2 separate regions of the Homo sapiens genome follow, and region 1 is linked to region 2. Evidence: read pairs that join two places in POLR2A ChIA-PET (ENCODE). Cell type or tissue: MCF 10A. All regions are shown on one strand.

Evidence for each region. Peaks named below come from ENCODE experiments on the same cell type or tissue, not always from the same donor. Only the 100,000 strongest peaks of a DNase experiment are listed, where the experiment ranks them.
Region 1: POLR2A ChIA-PET joins it to region 2 with 5 read pairs; 4 of 35 experiments call an interaction of 5 or more read pairs at or near these places.

The regions. Positions count from the first base shown.
Region 1 is chr9:91,390,654-91,398,653 of GRCh38, reverse strand. No RefSeq gene overlaps it. Among named protein-coding and RNA genes, the nearest start is that of NFIL3, 29 kb to the left of the region's middle. In MCF 10A, no CTCF peak of the experiment used is centred here; DNase peaks (open chromatin) are centred at 2,353, 2,623 and 3,423.
Region 2 is chr9:91,203,303-91,211,302 of GRCh38, reverse strand. No RefSeq gene overlaps it. Among named protein-coding and RNA genes, the nearest start is that of LINC02937, 44 kb to the right of the region's middle. RefSeq lists an enhancer at 2,827-2,886. In MCF 10A, no CTCF peak of the experiment used is centred here; a DNase peak (open chromatin) is centred at 3,142.

The sequences.
Region 1 (8,000 bases), 190 kb before region 2:
CTTTTCCTGTAGCATTATTCAAAGTAAATTCTGATACAAGAAAATTAGGACTACCTTTTCAAGACAATCATTTTCTAGGTTAGATAATATCTGTGTACTACTGGCATTACTGTTCTTTCCATCTAAAAATCAGCCCTCTTAAATGGTACCCCTTGAAAACAACTTGAATAAATTAAGTAGTACCTTGCCAGATTCTGGAAATGCAAAACAAAAATGTCCTAGTATTTTAGACCAGTGGTTTCCAACTTTTGTTTATCCCACAGTCCTAGCTATTAAAAAAAAAAAAGAAAAAAGGAAGAAAAGAAAAGAAAAGAAAAAAGTACATCTATCTATGTATCTATTATCTACTTTCCTCCCTATCTATCAACCATCTATCATCCATCTATCATCTGTCTATCCACCCATTAACTCATCCATCTAGCTGTTATCTATTTACTTATCTACCCATACATACATCATACATCTATCTATCTATCTACCTATCTTTTTATCCATCCATCCACCCATCCTTCTATTCGATGAGAAAGTGCAGGTACTAAAGTCAGTTAGAATATTAAATATTAATAAACCTTGCTGAGTGGGGTGGCTCATGCCTATAATCCTAGCACTTTGGGAGGCCAAGGTGGGCAGATCACTTGAGGCCAGAAGTTTGAAACCCTATCTCTACTAAAAATACAAAAATTAGCTGGGTGTGGTGGTACACACCTATAATCCCAGCTACTTAGGTGGCTGAAGCACGAGAATTGCTTGAACCCAGGAGGCGGAGGTTGCAGTGAGCCGCTGCACTCCAGCCTGGGTGACAGAGCGAGAACTGTCTCAAAAACAGGAATAAATAAAATAAATATTATTAAAGCTTAATGTATCTCATTTTCAGACAAATAAATATGAAAAATAATTCCAATATTCTCCCTGCATCACAAAGGATAATTTTGTAAACATACTGGGCATCATCCTTGGACCCCAGTAAAGACCACTGCTTTGTATGAGGAGGGATTGGAGGTAGAGGAATGGCAGCTTTTCATATACTTGATCAGCTAATTGGGTTTTTACAAAAAAAAAAAAAGGTAAGGCACATTTTGACATCCCAGTTTAAAGCTTTTAGATGTTTCCAAATGTTAAAAATATACACACATCTCTATTTCTTCTTCTCCCTATTTCTTCTCACCAGCTTGGATTTTAATGGCTAAGATAGCCTTATAGATGGTTTCCAGTTTTGAACTATTTTTGACACCTGCACTATATTTTAAAATTGAGGCTATGTTTGTCTTATAACATGCCTAAGACTTGTTTATTACCTAAAAATGAACAAGGAAAGTCATAGCCTGCCTTAGTGTTCTTCCAGTGGACAGGAAAAAGCTTCTACCACTGAGCAGTTTAATGAGGCAATGGGAAACTACATAAAGTTTGGCTTTGAATCCATCAGGAATTGTGTTGATTCAAGGCACCAGAAAGCTCCTTATAGAATATAAGGCCAAAGAATATAAGATCCCCCTGTATTTTATTTTATTTTATAATTTTTTGAGACGGAGTTTCGCTTGTGTTGCCCAGACTGGAGTGCAATGGTGTGATCTTGGCTCACTGCAACCGCCGCCTCTCAGGTTCAAGCGAATTCTCCTGCCTCAGCATCCTGAGTAGCTGGGATTACAAGCATGTGCCACTACACCAGGCTAATTTTTTTTTTTTTTGTATTTTTAGTAGAGACGGGGTTTCACTATGTTGACCAGGCTGGTCCCGAACTCCTGACCTCAGGCGACCCACTCTCCTAGGCCTCCCAAAGTGCTGGGATTACAGGTGTGAGCTACCGTGCCCGGCCAAGTTCCCCCTTTAAAATTTGTAAATTCTTTCAGGGCTAGCATTCAAATAGGCTTTGAGGGAAAGCAATCACCTATTAAATTCTTTGTGAGAAACATCTCTGGATTAAACTTGAGAGGGATTCCATCTGGTCTCTGACCTTTGAGCTTCTTTATAATTACAACTGACCCCAAAGTCATTGTATTTTGCAGTTTTCTACCTTGGGTTCCAGCAGCCTTCATGATATTTGTAAGATATTAAAATTACCATCTGCTATTGCTTACTATGTCTTAGGCTTCTGATGTGATAAAAGTATTAATTATTTTAAGCAGTACATTTTTAAACTTCTTATCCTCTTTTATGAATGCTCACTAATGAATTCTTATTAAGCCATTAAGGTAAGTATGGTAATTTATTATTACATTTTTTTTCCTATAAAATGGGAACAGCTTGTCTGGATTTGCATCTATAATGGTAACAGTAGCTTCAAGAACATCTGCTTTGGTGTTAACTTCTAATAGGCCTTGCGTGGAGCAATCTGTTCTCCATGTATGGGACCCAGTCATTACTCACGTTCCTGAGAAAAGATGGCACCAAGTCAACTACTGCTGGTTTTATTTGTATTATTTTTAAGTCATTTTATTTTTTGCTGTAGATATCCTGTAATTGAAACATACTACTTACTTATAAGAATTCTACTAAAATTCCACTTCTATACTAGGACTAAAGTATTAAATTAGGAAGAAACATACATAGTACATTCAAATAATGCATATTTCATGAATCTTTGAGGTATTCTTGCCATTTGAGGAATTCCTGAAATGAGTCATAACCCACAGGATACATATCCGCAGAACTTTTGTTTTGTGACTTGCAGCAGCAAGTCGCTTACAACCAGTTTTACACATGTTTGTCTGGTTTAACTTCCTAAAATACAAATGTGGTCAACCCAATCTTCTGATTTCTTACTTTACAGACTAAGCTTTGCTATTCAAAGTGTGGTCCAGGCTCCAGCAGCGAGAATCTGACATGGAATCTTCTAGAAATGCAGACTAGCAGGCCCCTCTCAGAATCAGAATCTGCACTCTAACAAAATCCCCAGGTGATACATCATACTCATTAAAATGTGAGAAGTAAGATCTATAGGAACGGCCCCCAAAAAAGTCTGTCTTGGTGAAACTAGTGAAAAATGAAGAACCACAAAACAGTGAGTTTGTCATAAAGCTAAAGGTATCTAACGTTTTTAGTAGACAAGTATGAAATCTCCCCCTCCCTGCACTGCCACACTCCAATCTCTTTTCCATCCTCAGCGTCCTTGTTCCCACCTTGCACAACTCTGGGCCTCTGCACATGAAGCTTCTTCCATTGGGAATCCCCATCCCTGTCTGACAAACTCCTTTGAATTCTTCAAGACCCACTCAGTTTCTACCACATCTGTAAAGACATTCTCAGTGGTGTCCCTACAATGCCGTACTCATGCTGTGATTATAGTGTTTCTCACATTATATAAAATGTTGTTCATGTGTCTGTCAACACACCTAGACCATGTGCTCCTCAAAAGCAGGACTGTGTCCTCTCCGTCATTGTCTCCTCAACTCCTAAGAAAGACAGACACAAACTAGTTGCTCAATATGTTTGCTGAATGAATGTGACCTATGTGGAAATAAGCACCAGCAGAGACAGTTATTGTGAAATACTCCATTTGATAGGTTGAATGTGGTACATAGAAAGGCTGTCGGTTCAGGAGACCACTTGCTAGAAGACTTTGGTCAAGTCACTTAATCCTTCTGTGCCTCAGTTTCTTCACTTGTAAAATAAGAATACCTGATTTCTCTGAATGCATTGGATTATTCTGAGGGTAAAATGCAAGGAATTATAAAAGAATCTTTAAAAGTTAAAAAGCAGGAACATCAAACACATGGTTAAACATCAATATGAGGCAGTAATCTTTTTTTTAATGTACCATTAGAATGAAGACATACTATATATGAGTATTTGTGGCTCTTTTGGTTTTCTAGAGCTGCTGTAACAAAGTCCCACAGTCTGGAGGCTTAAACAACAAAAAATCTATTTTCTTGTAGTTCTGGAGGCTAGAAGTTTAAGATAAGGTGTTGGCAGGGTTGGCTCCTTCTGAAGCCTCTCTCCTTGGCTTGCAGATAGATGACGTCTTCTCCCTGCATCTTCACATGGTCTTCTGTGTGTGTCTGTGTCCTCTAACTCTCTCTTTTTATAAAGACACCTGTCAGATTGGGTGAAGGCCCACCCTACTGACCTCATTTTAACTCAATTGCCTCTTTAAAGACCCTGTCTCCAAATATAGTCGCATTCTGAAGTACCAGGTGTTAGGACTTCCACTTACAAATTTTGAGGAAGACAATTCAGCTCTTAATAGTGACTTATTTAACTTTACACAATAAGTGTTTGTGGCATTTTAATAAAGGTAAGGTACCTCCTACCTGCTCTATCCATTCCTCAAATCCAGCCGGTTGTTAGGGTTCCCGATTTTTTTTCCAACAGTAGGCCATTCAGAAATGCAAAGCACCATTCAGTTAATAATGGTGCGCCAAGACGGTTCAGACTTGGTAAGTGGGATTTCATTCGAACATGACTCAAGTGGAGAAGGAGGTTTTTACGATATTTTTAACGTTATAAAAATATAAAAGAAATATAATATAGAAGTATAGAAAGAAAAATTTAAAACTTCCCCTTCCCCAATCTGATCCCCCCAAGATGACCAATGTGAAGTGGTTTAATGTGTATTTTTCCATATTAAAAGTGCTTATATATGCAAACCTACACAAAAAACATATGCACATATGGAGTCTCCATATGGAGGCATTTTCACACCCATTTTACTTTTGTCAGTAACCCATCATACTGTCTCAGTTTCATGATGTAATTGCAGTGGAATTACATTTAACAGCTCAAAGTTACATATAATCAACACATTTCGATGGCGGTGGAGGAGGCAAGCAATGTGCCTCTTACTTGCCGGTGAGCCCCAGGGCTCTACTACCTCCTCATGCAGACTTAGTCGGTTGGCCGCCATGATGGTTAATTTTAGGTATCGACTTGACTGGACTTAAAGGACACCCAGATGCTGGTAAAGCATTATTTCCGGGTGTATTTGTAAGAGTGTTTCTGGAAAAGATTACCATTTGAATTGGTAGACTGAGTAAAGAGGGTAGCTCTTCCCAGTGTGAGTGGGCATCATCCAATTTGTTAAGGGCCCACACAGAGCAAAAGGGCAGAGGAGGGGCGAATTTGATCTCTTCCATTTGAGCTAGGACATCCATCTTCTCCTGGCCTCAGACATCAGCACTCTGGGTTCTCCGGCATTTGGACTCCGAGACTGACACCGTCACTTCACTGTTCCTGATTCTCAGGCCTTCAAACTCAAACTGATTTACATCACTGGCTTTCCCGAGTCTCCAGCTTGCAGACAACAAATTGTGGGACTCCTTGGGCCTCCATAATTACGTGAGCCAATTCCTATGCTAAATCAATTCCTCTGTCTTGTGTGTGTGTGTGTGTGTGTGTGTGTGTGTGTGTATAAATCTATACAACCGCACAGTGAACTCTTAACTCACAAGAGTCAACCTCTAAGATGCTGTCCTCTGTTTGTAGCTTTATACTGATTTATTTTCTTTTTTTTTTTTTTGAGAAGGAGCCTTATTCTGTTGCTAGGCTGGAGTGCAGTGGCGCAATCTCAGCTCACTGCAACCTCTGCCTCCCGGGTTCAAGTGATTCTCCTACCTCAGCCTCCTGAGTAGCTTGGATTACAGGAGCCCACCACCACACCCAGCTAATTTTTGTATTTTTAGCAGAGACGGGTTTCACCATGTTGGCTAGGCTGGTCTTGAACTCCTGATCTCAGGTGATCCACTCGCCTCGGCCTGCAGCAAAGTGCTGCAATTACAGGCATGAGTATACTGATTTCTTGAGTCACTTGAAGCACAAGTCTCTCATTTTTAAGAAGCTAAATTTACTTACTACTATGCTTAATTTAAATGTTGTTTTTCTGGCTTTAATAATTTCTTGTCTTCAGAAAATTATCACATATGTTCATATTCCGATGTGATCAAATGCTTGCAACTATTTTTTTGTTTCCTTTTCTAGGCCTTGTGGCCTAGCCCCTTTCCTTTCCATCTCCCTCTGGGGTCTACCTATCTGGGGAAGCATGCATTCTCTGCTCCTCTGTGCCTTGAGTCTTAGGGCACCAGCTCCCCACAAAGATGAGGAAGCAAACAGTTTATCAGCTACAGCAGTTGTCCAGTTCTACCAGTGATCAAGCAAGTAGATCTTATTCTAGAACCTGGTATTGGCAGGCTCATTTGGCCTGCAGATGGAAAGCCATGTTTGCTAATAGTGGTGTTAGTAATAAAAGTAATAGAAGAGAACCTGAGATAACACATAAATGAATGTTGGCTTTGTCTCCCTCCCTAGTCCCGTTGCTCAACAGGTTGGGGTAGTAGAGTATAAAATGCATAGCATTACGTGCATGTTTTGGTGGTGTTTGTTAATATTCAATTCTGCTATGGAAGGAAAAAAATGGAAAGGAAGAAACTTAAGATAGAAGTATAGATGAGTAGTAAGTATGTAGCTTGGAAGACATCCACAAAATTCTCAAGATACGTTAGATAAAGAAAAGTTGTTAGCAAGCAAAGCGTGAGAGAATGGACTGAGAGATACCCAACATATATTACTCTAAATATACAGGAGGCACTTGAGGCAATACATATTCATGAGGTTTGAATTCAACCACCCATCAGTGACACCCTTTCTGGCCCTACCTGTTCTCTGTCTAAGAAAAGCAAATAAAACCCTTATCTGCTCAGCAGGCTAATTGACAAGCTGTCAAGTGGCCAGGCATCCTTGCCGCCTTGGTGCCAGGCACCTCCTATGGTTGGGCACCCTGGCTCAAACCTCAACACTAGTCCTTATAACATCATCTATAGGGACAGCTGATGAGACAGAGACAAATGACAGACACACCACATGAACACTGTCATGTACCAGGATTCAGAGAGCCTGGCCCTTCATCCTGCTCACACCCTACACTAAGTCTGCTAACTAACCGTATTTCTTTTCCCTTGCATCTCCGTGTGTGTTTTAAATTGACTTAATACATTAAGTGCCTGGAAGAGTTTAACTTGTCCGGTGAGACTTTCTGTTCTGTGACCTCTGCAACTACTTGGCTGGTAATGTCAAGTTGGTGATGAGTATGGGATGAATCCCAACTAAATTAACAGGAAAACGAGGTCACACTGCAGAAAGACTCTCTGAAATCAAAGCCATACTTAAAGGAAAACCTCCAGCCTAGGAAGACTATGAAAAACTGACTCACAGTCTAGTGTAGAAAAGGCATTAAACAAGAATTTAGGAAATAAATCCAGGTTAAAACTCAACGCAGGCCTAACCAAATCCATAGGAGTGAAAACAAGAAGCAAAAACCTAGAGCCAAAGGCAATGGCTTCAGTGTTAGTGGGGGCTTTGATAATGTGCATAGGCAGACGTTATGGCAGAAATCAGACTATAGTAGCAACTGCCCACCTCTGGGAGCTGACCCTGGGGAGTCTTTGACAGCACCCCCACCTCTGCCTGGAGGATACAAAGAGGATCACTATGATCAACCAACAGAGCGATCGTATGCTTCAAAACCAGGAAGTAATTCTTGTGGTCCTGTTGCTCAAATCAAGGAAATGGGGGGCTTATACTAGGTCAGACTTAAAACAAATGATAGGAGAATTTAATTAAATCTCAAGAAACATAATGAATTAGCAGACTGAATTAAAAAAAATTCTAGGCTGGATTTAAAAAATCCCAGCACTTTGGGAGGCCAAGGTGGAAGAGTCACTTGAAGCCAGGGGTTTGAAACCAGCCTGGGCAACAAAGCATGTCTCTACAAAAATAAAAAATAAAGATAAAATAACCCAATGTGGTGGCGTGCACTTATGTTCCCAGTTACTTGGTAGGCTAAGGTGGAAGAATCGCTTGAGTTTGAGGTTACAGTGTGCTGTAATCACACCACTGCACTCCAACCTGAGTGACAGAGTGAGAGTCTTACTCAAAAAAAAAAAAAAAAAAAAAAAAAAAGCAGGGCTCAGTGGCTCACGTCTGTAACCCTAACACTTTGGAAGGCCAAGGCGGATGGATCTCTTGAGGCCAGGAGTTCAAGACCAGCCTGGCCAACATGGTGAAACCCCGTC
Region 2 (8,000 bases):
GAGGTACTTTTCTGCATAAATGAAGCAGGATACAGATTGTGATTTGGGGTATTTTGGGAGGTGGAAGGTGGCTGAATCCTCTGTTCAATTGTATTTGTGTCTCAGGCTCCAAAAATATCACTGTTTCAAATGCTTGCCTTTGGATTTTCACAGTCTTCTTTGGGACCTCCAGAAATTCAGCTACCCCTTAGAGGGTTAGCACCTAATAAGCAACCCAAAATAATTCTCAGGGCAGCATGAGAGATCTGGGGACCTGGTGGGGAAAATAAAGGATGTCAAGGACAGACCAAGACATGCACCCATGTGGCTCAGGAGCAGCCCAGGAGACGCGCCTGTGTGGCAAGACATGAGATGGCCCCTTTTCCGGGAGCTGGCAGTTCCCTCAGGGGCCCCAAAGTGAGCTCCTAGGAACCAACATGTAAGGTCCTTTTTAAAGGCCTAATATAGAAACAGTACTGTGTGGTGTTTTGATTTAAGGAAACATTTTGACAAGATCACTGAAAATACCCTCTAAATAAGATGAGTGAATAAGAGCTGGGTATTATGGTAATACTGAGTAACATTTATGAAGCCATTCATACCTACCAGATGCTTTACAGACACTACATCCCCGAAAGGATAGGCACTTTGGTTATTCTGTGGCACAGAGGAAGAGAAAACCATAGAGGGATCACTTACCCACAGCCCCACGGCATGTACATGCTGGAGTCAGGAATTACACCCAGGGCTACTGGCCCTTTTGTCACTGTTGAGCTTGAAAACAGCCAAACAGCATAACAGAAGGCTGCTGATACGTGTGTTTTCGTCAACCAAGAGGGAGTAGTGTCCTTTGCTCTGATTTGGTCAACAATTTTCTCATTACTTGGAAAGATACCAAAAGTGTGCTTATCAGCAGATCTGATGACACAGGCAAGTAATGTAACAATTAGAGCTAATGCCCACTCAGCGCCTCCTCTATCAGACACTGTGCGTTTTCACACCTAATACCAAAATCTTATGAAATGGGTTTGCTGATTTATAGTTTAAGAAACTGAGGCAGCAGGATTCATGCTGGGCATTCTGTGTTCTGGGTTCCAATGTTTAACGGCTATACCATCAAGGGCACGGAGCCAGTCTTGGTAGATGTGAATGATGCTTGGATCTGTCAAGATGCTAGTAGTGATTGGTGTATGTCCTCACAACTCAGTTCCCCCTAAAACCAGCAACTGGAGTATAAGTGTGAAGACTCATGGTTTGATAGCAATGCTTGTCAAAAAGGGGGCAAGATGGCCTGTAATCCCAGCACTTTGGGAGGCCGAGGTGGGCAGATCACGAGGTCAGGAGATCGAGACCATCCTGGCTAACATGGTGAAACCCCGCCTCTACTAAAAATACAAAAATTAGCCGGGCATGGTGGCGGGCCCCTGTAGTCCCAGCTACTCGGGAGGCTGAGGCAGGAGAATGGCGTGAACCCAGGAGGTGGAGCTTGCAGTGAGCCGAGATCGCGCCACCGCATTCCAGCCTGGGCGACAGAGCAAGACTCCATCTCTAAAATAAAATAAAAAACAAAAAGGGGGCAAGATGTGCTCCCTGTGGGTCAAGAGTGTCCCAGACAGCTTTTGGGAAGGGTGACAGGTGTGTTGCTCTATTTGGCCCTGGTCAGACTCATCTGGATTGTTGTATTCAGTACTCAGCATTGCAATTTCAGGTGGTCATAGATTCACTCTGTAGTTTTCTGTAAAGCACACAGGAGCTCTTTGGCCAAGTTTCAGCTCCACCGAAGTCAGCGATGAGACCGTGGACAAAGTGCCTCATGTCCCTGAGCCCATTTCTTCATTTGTAGAAGAATCCAGTAGTTCAGGATGGTTTTGAAGACCCAGTCACATTGGATGTGATCTGTATAAAAGTGCTTTATGTGGTGGTCGTGTTTTATTTGTTTCATATTTCAGAAGACGGGAAGGTGGGTCTCGCAACCATGGCTGGTTTGGAGGCATGTACAAGAACCTGGGCTCTTCACTCAGGAAAAGAGAAGTCTAGGGAAACATGGTAGCTGCCTCCAGTAGAACTGCAATATGAAACAGGTCTTCAGAGGCTTCCAGGGCGAGGGGAAACCATGCAGGGCTCCTCCCCACCTCCCCACTTCTGCTTGTTGCTCTGCGCTTGTCCAGAGACAAGAGATGTTGACTAAAGTCTATGCAGGGAAGTTACTTACACCCTCCTAGGTCCAAAAGCTGCCCACTGCCTCTGGAGTGTTAGAGCAGAAAGTGGGCAGGCATGGGCAGGGCCATTGCTGCGGGAAGTTAAGAGGCACCAGAGGACAGTTCTTCCAACTTAGACGGTTTTTGTGAAGTGAAAGCAGACTGCAGGCCTCCAGCACTGGCGCAGACTCTGACTGGTGCAGGCCTCTAACACTGGCATGGATTTAGCAGATGAGAAAGATGGGTCTCCTTACAAATACTGGTCACTAGTGAGTTGGGCCTTGAGAGACAGAGAAAACAGGTATCTGCCTAAGGTGTGTCTGGTTAACTATATTGGCCCTTGAGGTAATCTACAATTTAAGGAGTTTTAGTTCCTCTAACATTTTAAGAAATCATTCTCATGTTTGAGTGCCATGTTTATAGTACCAATTTTGGGGGCCAGGGTGGGAAGATTGCCCTGAGCAAAGCTGTCCATTTTCCCATCATCTAGTTGGTTTTCATGGAGCGGCCCACCTGCTCCCCACCTCAGGAGATACTGGAGGACTCTAGCCCTGCGGTGGCTGTGGTCAGGCCAAGGGCAGGCCAGGCTTCCTTCCTAGGCTTCAGTTCATTCCCCCATCTTGCTGCCAAGGTACCTTTAGATGTTTTGGTCCCCTAAAGCATTTAAACAGACTGTCGTGTAAAATGCTGTCTGAACAAAGTCTCCCATGAACCCACGGCACAGTGTGTACCTGAACCTCCCAAGAGAAATAGTAAAATCACCACATCATCAAGTTGCAGCTCAGGGACTACGTAGCTTTAGTGGTGATGTTTGCAGGAAAAGGTTTCAGAGAAATTTGAAAATTGGCAGGTGCACTTTCTTGACCTTTCCAAAAATAGTCTGAGTCACTTTCACTTTCAGCCTTCAAACTGTGTTGAATGAAACCTTTGTGCAGTTTACAGAAAGTGAAGAACTGTTTGGCAAGAGAGAGAAGTTCGAGCTCCTAATAGCCTCGGCTGCATTGAGTAACATTTCTTTTGAGTTGTCTATTAACACTTTCCTGAAACATGCTTTTTATGACGCCTAGAACTTGTGTAAGAGTGACTGTAATTTGAGTTATTTAAAAATGTAAGTACAAGAAATGTGTCACACGCCATAAGAGCTAGGAAATGACAGCTCACATTCATCTTGGTGGAAGGAAACTCTAATTATTGGAAGATGTGATTGGAGTATTTGTTCTTAATACCTACGGTGGCTCTGTTATATGCTTGCCTAACACCAGTATTGGCTTGCAAATAACACTGAAAAGCTCCTTTCTTTTCCTCTGGTCTTTGTGGGAAGGCATGGTATGAGTCGAGATTGCTAAACCACTCTTCTGAGAGGACTCAGAGAGAGTGTTTATCCTAGACTATCCATGGCCCTGGTACTTCTGAGTTCAGTTGTGGTGTGATCTCATTAGTCCAGGCTCAGAATGGCTCGGTAACCTCAAAACTCCAAGCCCTCGGTGCTTGCTTTGCTTCCCTAGACTTGCAGCTTATGTACGCCCACATGTGCTTCATGCGTATTAAAAATGCTTGCATGTGTAGATAGGAAGATATATGTTGACTGTCCTGAAAAACTTGACATACCTAACATTTAAAATTGTTTTGAGTTTCCCCCGGGGATAAACTAGTCTTCAAATGTAAACGTGATGAGCAGCGTAGGGGCTATGGTACCAGAGAAAAGAGCCGAATCTCGGCCCTGGTCCAGCCCTACCTCTCGTGCTCTGTCACCTGCAGCAGAGGTGGAGTGGGGGCCATGTCTGTGAGCGGGACCTCATCTTGTCTATTCCTCAGACCCACCCAAGGGCAGGGATTCCCAAAACTGCTGGTACCTGTAAGAGGTATTGTATTCTTGGACTCCATTCCATAACCTCTCATCAGGATTCTGGGTTTGGAACTCTAGAATCAATGTTGAGGAAAAATAGAACTTGGCGATTTTATTTTTCTAGATATAATTCACATACCATAAAAGCCACTCTTTAAATTGTACAATTCAGTGGTTTTTTAGTATATTCAGAGTTGTACAGCCATGACCACTAGCTAATTCAGAATATTTTCATTGCCTCCCAACAAGCCTAGTACTCATGAGTAGTCACTCCCTTGCCCATTCCCTCCACCCCCAAGCCCCTGGCAACCACTAATCTACTTTCTGTCTCTATGGATTTGCCTATTTGAGACATTCATATGAATGGAATTATATAATATGTAGACTTTTGTATCTGTTTTTTTTTCATTTAGCATAAAAATTTTCAAGATTTGTCCACAGTGTAGTGTGTCTCAGTACTTCTTTCCTTTTTATCACTGAAAATACTTCATTGTATGTATATGTCATATTTTGTTATCTACTCATCAATTGATGAATACTTGTATTGTTTCCACTTTGGCTGTTACAAATAATGCTGTTATGAACATGTGTGTACAAGTATTTGTGTGGGTACATGTTATTTCTCTTGGGCATACCTACAGATGGAATTACTGGATCATATGACAACTTTATGTTTAACTTTTTGAAAAACTACAAAACCAACAAGCTGTACCATTTTGTAATCCCACCAGCAATGAATAGGGTTCTAATTTTTCCACATCTTCATCAATATTTGTTATTGATCTTTTTGATTATAGCCAATCTAGTGAGTGTGAACTGGTATCTTATTGTAATTGTGATTTTGATTTGCAATTCCCTAATGATGTTGAACAGATGTTCATATAATTGTTGGCCATTTATATAGTCTTTAGAGATATATCTGTTTTGCCCATTTCTAACTGAGCAAAACAGACAAAAATTGAGTTGTGAATGTTCTTTATGTATACTGTATACAAGCCCCTTAACAGATATATGATTTGCAAATCTTTTCTGTTCTGTAGGTTGTTTCTCCATGTTCTTGTTGGTATGCTTGGAAGCATAAAAGTTTTTATTCTGGTGGAGTCCAGTTTATTGTTTCCTTTATTGCTTGTACTTTTGGTGTCGTATCTAAGAAACCACTGCCTGATCCAAGGTGATAAAAAGTTTTCATCAAAGAGTTTTATAGTTTTAACTTTTATATTTATGTTTTTGATAAATTTTTTATATATGGTGTGAGGTAAGCATCCAGCTTCACTCTTTTGCACATTGATATCCAGCTATTCCAGCACCATTTGTTGAAAAGACTGTTTTCCCCCATTTATTGTCTTGGTACCCTTGTCAAAAAAAAAAAGTTAACTATAAATGTAAGAGTTTATTTCCAAACTCTCAATTTTACCCCATTGATCTTCTGTCTGTCCTATGCCAGTACCACACTATCTTGATTACTAGAGCTTTGTAGTAAGTTTTGAAGTTAGAAAGTGAGAGTCTGTCAACTTTTTCAAGAGTATTTTGGCTATTCTGGTTCCCTTGTGTTTTCATATGAATTATAGGATTAGCTTGTTGATTTCTACCCCGAAAAACGCATCTAGGATTTTGAAAGGCATTATGTTAAATCTGTAGATCAGTTTGGGGACAGATGTACCCTCAACAATATTGTCTTATCTATGAACATAAAATGTTTTTTTCTATTTAGTTCATTGATTTCTTTCATCTGTTTTGTAGTTGCCTCTGTATGTCTTGTATGTCTTCAACTTCTTTTGTTAGATTTATTCCTGAATATTTTATTCTTTTTTTTTTTTTTTTTTTTTTTGAGATGGAGTCTCACTCTGTCACCCAGGCTGGAGTACAGTGATGTGATCTCTGTTTACTGCAACATCTGCCTCCTGGGTTCAAGCAATTCTCCTTCCTCAGCCTCCCAAGCAGCTGGGACTACAGGCACTTGCCACCACACCCAGCTAATTTTTGTATTTTTAGTAGAAACGGGGTTTCACCATGTTGGCCAGACTGGTCTCAAACTCCTGATCTCAAGTGATCCTCCCGCCTCAGCCTCCCAAAGTGCTGGGATTACAGGCATGAGCCACCATGCCCAGCTAGAGTATTTTATTCTTTTTGATGCTACTGTAAATGGGATTGTTTTTTCTTTTTTTTTTTATACTTTAAGTTTTAGGGTACATGTGCACAACGTGCAGGTTTGTTACATATGTATACATGTGCCATGTTGGTGTGCTGCACCCATTAACTCGTCATTTAACATTAGGTATATCTCCTAATGCTATCCCTCCCCCCTCCCCCCACCCTGCAACAGGCCCCAGTGTGTGATGTTCCCCTTCCTGTGTCCCTGTGTTCTCATTGTTCAATTCCCACCTATGAGTGAGAACATGCGGTGTTTGGTTTTTTGTCCTTGCGATAGTTTGCTGAGAATGATGGTTTCCAGCTTCATCCATGTCCCTATGGGATTGTTTTCTTGATTTTATTTTTGGATTGTTCATTGCTAGTTCATAGAATTACAACAGATTTTTATATCTTGATGTCTGGCAGAAGCACAGTTATTTACTCTGAACTGATTTTTTAGTTCTAATCTTCTTTTAGTGGTTTCCTTAGGAGTTTCTATAGGATCCTGTCATTTGCAAAGAGATAGTTTTACTTGTTCCTTTCCAATCTGGACGCCTTTATATTTTTTTCTTGTGTTATTTCCCTGGCTAAAACCTCCAGTGTAATGTTGAATAGAAATGGCAAGAGCAGACATCTTGTCTTATCCCTGACCTTATTCCTGACTATTACTTATAATGTGAACAGTGGATTTTTTTTTTATGGAGGCCCTTCATCAGGTTGAGAAAATTCCTTTCTATTTGTACTTTCTTGAGTGTTTGTTTTTTTTTTTAAATCAAGAATGGGTGTTATGGGTGTTGGATTTTGTAAAAATGCCTTTTCTGCATCTATTGAAAGGAGCATGTTGTGGTGGATTTGTCTTCTATTGATAATTGTTACCACACTGATTAACTTTCAGATATTGCACCAACTTGCATTTCTTGGATAAATCTCTTGGTCATGGTGTATACTCTTTTTTTTATGTTGCTGGATGTGGCTTGCTGGCATTTGGTTCAGAATTTTGGGGTCTGTCTTCATAAAAATATTAGTCTGCAGTTCCCTTGTGATGTCTTTCACTGGTTTGGGTCTCTGGGTAATACTGATTTCATAGAATGATTTAGGAAGCATTTCCTTCTCTATTTTTAGAAGCGTTTGTGTAGGATTGGTGCTAATTCTAATGTAAACAGTTGATAGAGGCCGGGTACAATGGCTCACGCCTGTAATCCTAGTACTTTGGGAGGCCGAGGTGGGCGGATCACGAGGTCAGGAGATCAAGCTCATCCTGGCCAACATGGTGAAACCCCGCCTCTACTAAAAATACAAAACTTAGCTGGGCATGGTGGCAGGCACCTGTAGTCCCAGCTACTTGGGAGGCTGAGTCAGGAGAATCGCTTGAACCAGGGAGGCAGAGGTTGCAATGAGCTGAGATTGCACCACTGCACTCCAGCCTGGTGACAGAGTAAGACTCCGTCTCAAAAAAACAAAAAAATATATATTGGTAGAATTCACCAGCAAAATCATGTGGATCATATCTTTTCTTTGTTGGAAGTGCTTTGATTGCTAACTCAGTCTCTTTATTTGTTACAGCTTTCTACTTATTTTTTATTTCTTTTTGAAGAACTTTCACTAGTTTGTACCTTTTTAAGAATTTTTCTATTTGATCTAGGTTATCTAATTTGTTCACATATACTTGTTTGTAGTATTCCGTTATAATTCTTTTTTATTTCTATAAAGTCAATAATAATCCCCCCCACTCCCACTCCCAACTTTTCATTCCTGGTTTTAATATTTCTATCTTTGTTTCTTGGTCAGTCTAGCTAGGTTTATCAGTTTTACTGATCTTTTCAAAAAACCAACTTTTCATGTCATTG